3 separate regions of the Mus musculus genome follow, and all the other regions are linked to region 3. The links are chromatin loops, found by intact Hi-C in ENCODE. Cell type or tissue: heart. All regions are shown on one strand.

Region 1 (2,500 bases), 140 kb before region 3:
AGGAAGCCATTGGCACTCTGGAGCTGAGTTCTCTGTGCGTGCCATTTTATGATCACCCTAGGATTCCATTTTTTTACCTACAGATGAGGAGCCTAGGGCAACAGACTAAAGAGTATTGCTGAGGTGGCCACCACTGCAACGGGAGCATGCTTCTTGGCTGCCACATCATACTGGTCCAGAGTTACTGCCTGGTGCAATGTAACCCAAGGTGTGGGGCTTCCCATCAGGCTGCAAACACTCTGTAGGGGAAGCCTGAGATGGATGAGGAGGGCTGCTGCCGCCATGCTAATAGATTATCTCAACAGCTCATCTCTGAGGAGAACAGAAGGCCATGAGGTGAGATCTGAGGAGTGAGCACTGCACAGTGGGACAGGAAGAAGGGATGACAATGGGGAAGCCATTACAGTATTCCTGTCAGACGTGACAAAATCCAGACTGGGGTTGTGGAGACAGAGTAGAGACTTATGGGAAGGCCTGTGACACTGACAGAACTTGCAGAGGCCATGTTGATGAGAGGCAAGGATTCTAGATGCCTCCTGGGTTCTGACCCAGCTACCAGAAGAGGATGAAAAAAAGCAGAAGAGGAAGAAGGAGATGAGGGCTGCAAATCCTGATGGGAGCTGTAACCATCACCATGGAGACCGGAATCAGATGGGTACCGCAGTTTAGGACGTGGGATGAACACACCAGTGAAGCTCATGCAAGCAGAGGCCCCACTCTGCCAGACACTGACACTCCCTACAGATTGGGTAGAAAGAGCCAGCCATGTTTACAGCAAGCTTGCTCTCAGTTTGATATTTTATTGGCTAAGTCTAGAAGGTCACAGAATGGAGGAACAGGAAACTTGGGAGACTCTAGATGACCATTGAAAAAGTTAGGGTGAATGCTAGATGATTTTTTGAAACCTGCTCATATGTTCCAGATTCCTCGGTTAATCAACACAATATGATTCGTCCTGTCTGTGACCCAAGAAAGAAAAGTATCATTCCTGATGTTGTGGTGTTGGCGAGTGTTTCATGACCAAAGCCAGATGGCTCTACAAACAACATTGTCCAAAGGGGTGTGAAGCAGGCTTCCAGCTGAAACCAGCCAGGTGGCTTCCTCGGATAGGATTGCGGCAGGGAACACTTGCAAGGCTTGCCCTGGCTTGGCTCCCATTGTTAGCTTGGTGCCAGGTCCTAGGAATGTGCTTCTTAAAGTCAAAGGGGCTTCTCTTTTCTTTTAACAGTCTCCCCCAGCTGATGTCTCTGTGAGCAGACATGTGCTCTGAGCTCTGTGGTGGTTTTATTTTAGATTTTATGCATTCCTAACCCTCCTTTCTGTCCCCGCGTCTCTTCAGTCACAGGTGCTATAAGTGACAAGAAATGTTTGAATCCATCCCAGCATACCCTGCAGGTCATTTCCTCGAGTACTGAACTGGTTTTGTAAGCACTCCAATTACTGGGAGAGCCCCACGTGCCCTGGGGCATATGGGCCAGCTGAGAGTCCAGTCCCTGTCCACACCGCAGGGTACATGACATGTCAAAGTGGAAGGAACATCCCCGCCTGTGCTCCTGCGGTGTGGGGCAGGGGAGGGGAGCAAGACCTTATCTCAACTCTGCTGACAGCCCCAGGGCTTGGCTTTCTTTTTTTAAAAGCTGCCTCTGTTCATGCACGTGTGCTCCCATTCCCAATGAGTTTTCAAACCCTTGGCATTTGCTTTAAAGGTAAGTCTGCTTTGAAGACTGGTGGGAATCTCAATCACGTTCCTATTCACAGTCAAGAAGGGAGTGGGAGCTAAAAATACCAGCGTTTCGGATTTCTTTCTCTCTTCTGAAGCACTGGAGAGAACCTCACCAGGTTCTCTAAGGGAGTCGGGGAGAATGTCTGACTCCCCTGCACCCACGCTGACACCCCGTGGCAGTGCCATCAGCCCGTTCCAAATGCCCACAGACCTCTCAACGGGGTGCTCGCTATAAGACTCCAAGGCCATTTTTCTAAGCATGGAAAATGAAGACTCCTAAATACATTACATATTTAACAAGCAAGACAATTTGGCTTTGGAAAAAAGTCTCAGAGCCACCAGGACGTTCAGACTATTAAAAGCCAAATGAGCTGACTAGTATCATCCACTCTGTGTGGAGCCTTGACACCAAGCAGTTCTTAAGTTATTAGCATGACGTTGCGGCTCGAGAGCACTGGCATTACGCTCAGACCCATGCTCATTAGTGATTGGCTCATTCTGCCCGTGCCTGGGCTCGGTTGATGAGGCAGGCAGGTGGATATCACATGGTGAGGTATTTTACCTTAAAAGCCACTGGGAACATAGATACTGATTTACCATTGATGACTTCTGGGTGAATCAGTCTTTTCCAAATCAAGAAATGTTCCTTTAAAGCAGAAAAGCAGAAAAAAAAAAGGAAAAAAGAAAGAAAAGAAAAAATCTGAAATCTGCCAGCTTTTTCTTTTTTCCTCTTAAAACCAGATCTGTCTTTTGGAATCAGATTTAAATTAAGACCAG
Region 2 (2,500 bases), 240 kb before region 3:
CAGCACAGTAAGAGCAGAAAAAGGCTTCGTACCAGGTAGGACCCTACGCTTGACCTTGTCAGCCCACTGCCTCTCTGTGGGTACCTATGTGACCCAGGCTTCTCACCTTGTTTCCTTCCCAGTGTAGAGGCGGGCCCACTGAGGACTCGCTGCGAATGGATGCAAAGGCTGGCTCCATTGATGTCCCCTCAGAGCACAAGGCTGGAAGAGGCAGGGCAGGTTGACTCTGTAGCCTTCAGTTCTGTGCTAGGAGCACCTGACTCCTTCCCTCAGAGGCACCTCTGATCCTAAGGGAGGTCATTGGAGGCCCTTTAGGGCCCTTGGTTGGGGGATCTCAGAAGTCTAAGTATTGGGGCACAGTTTGAGAATCAGTGAGACAACGCATCCAATTAGTCTGAAGAACTTTCTTATTTTTAATTAAAAACTCCCCGTGGAAGGTCATGGAGGATCACAAGCCGACATTGGTGAGTGGAGCAGAAAATCCCTGTCCCTCAGGGACCGCCTAAGGGCACTGCGGCTCCTCTTGACCTTTGCAGAAGATTACTCTTCAGTGACCATGCAGGAAGATGATCACAGCAACAAAGTGACATTAGAACCACAAAATGGATAAATGAAACCCTGGCTGAGACCAAAACCTGCTAAGCCTTGATAGATAGATAGATAGATAGATAGATAGATAGATAGATAGATAGATGATAGATGAAAGATAGATAGATAGATAGATAGATAGATAGATGATAGATAGATAGATAGATAGATAGATAGATAGATAGATAGATAGATAGATAGATAGATAGATAGATAGAGATAGGTATATAGATAGGTATAGATGGATAGATAGATAGATAGATAGATAGATAGATAGATAGATAGACAGATAGATGGATAGTGTTTCTCTAGCTGTAAGGAGAAGCCACTATTCTCAAACCCTCAGGCTCTCCCTCAATCTCCATCAGTGTACAGGTCCCTTCCCTGCAGTGGCCATATCATCTGTAATGACAGTAGAGATGGTGTCACATCAGGGATGGCAGGTTGAGGTCATGCTTTAAGTCTGACCACTTACTACCCTTTGCAAATGAGGAGCAAGGTTCCTCAGAGGTGAGGTCACACCGCCGATAGTCCTGTGCACTTCTTTGTGGGATATTTATAAAAATCAAGTAGGGTCATCAACGGGGAATGCAGGCTAAGGAGCAGCCGCAGCCAAGCTCAATGAAGTCAACCATGTTCCAGATACTAGTGTACCTTCTACAGACATGACCTCACGTGGTCATGACAGGATGCTGATGGGATTAGATAAACATAGCTTCTGCACTTAGAGGGAGGATGCCCAAGCCTGCAGAGGTGACATGGTGGGATTGAGACCACAAAAGAAATAGCAGAGCCAGTCTATGCACTTGTGGCCCTAACTCCTGTCTTCACTGCCTTCTAACAAGGAAGGGAAGTGCAGGGAAATGGTAAAAGTCAACCAGCATCCACCTCACAAAATAGTATGTTACCACTAAAATGATTGCAAAGTCAGTGTCAGAATACAGTAAAGGTGTTTAATGAAAATGCCATGCTTGGATCTTAAAATGCGCAGTAGAAGGTGGAAATGGACTACTTAATCGCTAACAGGTGCCAGATAGCACGTAAGAATTTTACTTTTCGCTTTTTCCCATTTAAATCTTTTACAGTGTGGTAGAGAGGCCTTTCCTAATGAAGAAATGAGTGTAATCATTTTCCTCTGAAGTCCCAGCGCTATACTTTTAAACTGATAAGGAAAAGGCTGGAGTGACACGGGATTATGTTTTCCTTTCCTTGGAAATAAAACTACTATGACATTGGTTAGCACCAGGAGGTCAGGTTGCTTCCCCAAACTCATTCCTAACCTAAGATGTTCACTGCTCATCAAATGCCACAGAAACTAAAATCCAAAGAGTTTCAACTTTGGAGCCCTGCCCCCGATTTTTGGCATGTATCTCTCAGTCTATTAATAAAAGGATGTAACCTTCCTATGTTTAGCAGGTTAACGACTAGCCAGTCACTCTTTCCAATGCCTAGCAGTGAGTTCCAGCCAACACAGGCTTGCTCATGGCACACTGAGTTGGAAGACAGGAAAGCGCTCTACTGTTCACTCGCCTTCTGTATGTGCAAGCTCAGACACAGAGAGCTAACGCCATTTGCTCAGAGACTCATGAACCTTAATATTTAGATGTAGAATGTGAACTCTAAAGTCTTCAGACACAAGTCTCTTGATGTGTTTTTTTGTACCAATATCAGCACTCAGGACAAAGTGCTTCTTCTCTTAGGTGAGTTAAACCTTCAGGGTTGGAAAGCCATTTTGTACAGTGTGGACAGGGAAGGTAGCTCAGCGATACAACACTTGTCCAGTGTGCAAGAGGTCATGTGTTCTAGTCCAGCACCTTGAAACAACCAAACAAAACCCATAGCATTAGAAAAAGCAGCTCTTACCCATGAGATTCTACGTACCAAGAATGACACTAAAGGCCTTGCTGCAACC
Region 3 (2,500 bases):
AACTGGGTTCTTCAGCTGGCCACACCTCACTCTCTAATCTCCACCCCCCCAACTCTCCCACCCCATGAAGGGCCTGAACATCATTGAGAAGTATGCAAACACCAGCAGTATTTGTACATCTGGGTAATACATCAAGTATCAGGAGGTGTCTCCAGGCATGAGTTACAAGGCCTCTAAAAGCAATGAGTCTTTTATGGGGTTGTAGATAATGGTGATTTTCCGTAAATCCTGCCAGAGCCACACAATAGGCCAAGAGCAATTAACATTAATTAAATGATCCCCATAAAGAGGTTGCTTTGCTGACACGTTGATAACCTCTAAATGCTCTTAGCGGGTTCACATTCTTAAAGGTGTCTCTATAGCCGTACCAGGGACTCCGAAGGCTTCTGTTGCCCCAGACGGTTGCACACACGAGCGCTCCACTCAGCTGCAAAGACAGTCCTAAGGGCATCCAGTCAGCACACGAAAGGTGTGCCTAAGACTCCAGAGACAATGTTGAAACAAGGTTCTGATTTGGTAGATCAAGGGGCCTGGGAGTCTGAATTTTTTACAAGTTCCTTTACTGGGGATACTAGCCTGTTCTACTCAGCCAAACACTTTGAAAAGCAATTCTGCACAGAAGTTTTGCAAACAGCCCTTCTTAGCTGCCTAGAGAGGTGACCCAGAACATCTGGGGCATTCCAATACACTGACCTTTCTACCCTGCCTGCTTGCTATTCCTTTCACATTCATTTGTTGGTTGGTGGGCAGGGCTTAGGGGCACACATACACCACACACGTTGAGATCATGAAGAACTTGGGAAGTTGGTTCCTTCTGCCCCTGAAATGGGTTCCAGGCATCGAACTTAGGTCATTGGGCTTGGCAGCAGTAGCTCTAGCACTGAGCCACTTTGCCAGTGCCGCTGTCTGGCTTTTCCAATCCCAGAGAGGGGAAGCTGGTGAGCATAGGGCGGGCAGAACATTGTGAAGACAGTGGTCTCAGAGCCATCCCAGAACTGGAAGCTTCTGATGAGAGGAGAAGACATGGAGACCTTCTCAGGATCTGTGAGTCCAGGGACACATCCAGCCTTCGACCTCTGCATTCTGTATCTACTGTTTTTTGAGAAGTTACCTGGGAGAAGTTACCATTATAAGGAACTGGAGGTAGGTCTCTTTTCCAAGATGAAAGAATTAGAGGTCAGAATATGAGTCTCTGTGGTAGAGCCAGGACCCCTGTCCCTAGACAAAGCTCACCACCCCCATCCCCATTACACTGTGGGGCACAAAAGCAGGCTCTGGACTGTACAACTGCCACATAGCCAATGATGAGGCCTAGGGTGGGAAGGTCTCAGGGTGGACAGAGAGGTGGGAAGAATGTGAACTGTGGAGCAGTGGGGACTAGAAAGAGCCAAACACTTGAAGAACAGCCCAGGAAATTCTGGCAGGGACTTATTGACTATGGAGTGGTGACAGCCTTGAGGAGGTGACCCAAGTGTGGCAGCCAACAGAAGGAAAGTGCCTCTAGTCAGGTGGGTTGAGAGTTTATAGATAATCATGCAGGGGACTTTAGGAAGCTATCTGAGTCCTGCCCAGGGAGCAGGTATGAGGCTGCAACAGGCTATAAAAACTCAGGCCAGTGCATTATGAAACTGTACTTCCCTACTATAGCAGCGTGGCCATAGGAAGCACTAGGAGCCATGTGTGTCTGTGGACGGCTTCCATTTTAACTCAGTAACGATTGGGACTGAAATTAGAAGCATGTCCCAGGTCCACAGAGAGTATATGTACAGTAACCCAGCAGCAATCTCCTGGTCCAAGACAAATTCAATCTGGAAAATATGGAGGAAAGGGAAAGAGGATGGTTCACTCCAGTACAGGAGAGATCGTAGACAAGGAAGTCACCAGAGAAGGGGGAACAGGAGGCTTTACACAGAGAATTCTTGGGTTTCCTCAGAGACTGCAGTCATCTGACCGAGAGATGTGCCCTTGGGCTTGTGGCCTTCCTTTCTCTTTGCTCTGACACCCTTCCTCTGCAGCATTTGCAGGGCAAGCCAAGCCAAGCCTGCTATTTATAGAGCGAGAGCAATTTTACCACAGGGTGTGGGGTTTAATTTAAAAAGACGTCAAGGAGCGAGGGGCAGATGGCTGAGCAGGCAGCGCCTCTCATTGACCTTGACAGGGCCTACTGCAATTGCTTCAGCTTTAGGGACTCTGACGTGGGCTCTGAGGATGATCCCCACACGGGGAAGCTCTTTGGGGAAGGAAGAATAAATCGATATACCAAATACCCTGCTTTTTGATTTCTAATTGATCTCTGATCAGCTTGGGAGATGACACTGGCTGTCAGTTTAAGGGGTCTTTTCTGAAAAGCTCTTCATCTAGACAGACTCTGTTATGTGTCATAGGGTATTAGATATGAAAGATCCCAAACTAAAGGATAGGAGGAGGAGGAGGAGGAGGAGGAGGAGGAGGAGGAGGAGGAGGAGGAGGAGGAGGGAGGAAAATGTCTTTCAACCCATAG

The links. Peaks named below come from ENCODE experiments on the same cell type or tissue, not always from the same donor. Only the 100,000 strongest peaks of a DNase experiment are listed, where the experiment ranks them.
Region 1: a loop joins it to region 3, with 2.6 times the contacts of the local background. A loop is called at or near these places in 7 of 42 quality-filtered maps.
Region 2: it touches region 3 in a loop (4-fold over the local background); 4 of 42 quality-filtered maps call a loop at or near these places.

What each region holds. Positions count from the first base shown.
Region 1 is chr3:85,377,042-85,379,541 of GRCm38, forward strand. No RefSeq gene overlaps it. Among named protein-coding and RNA genes, the nearest start is that of Gm52637, 7.7 kb to the right of the region's middle. In heart, no CTCF peak of the experiment used is centred here; DNase peaks (open chromatin) are centred at 1,080 and 1,450; H3K27ac peaks cover 1,562 bases.
Region 2 is chr3:85,280,981-85,283,480 of GRCm38, forward strand. No RefSeq gene overlaps it. Among named protein-coding and RNA genes, the nearest start is that of 1700036G14Rik, 35 kb to the right of the region's middle. In heart, no CTCF peak of the experiment used is centred here; no DNase peak of the experiment used is centred here.
Region 3 is chr3:85,516,815-85,519,314 of GRCm38, forward strand. No RefSeq gene overlaps it. Among named protein-coding and RNA genes, the nearest start is that of Gm31419, 26 kb to the left of the region's middle. In heart, no CTCF peak of the experiment used is centred here; DNase peaks (open chromatin) are centred at 1,477 and 2,057; H3K27ac peaks cover 2,080 bases.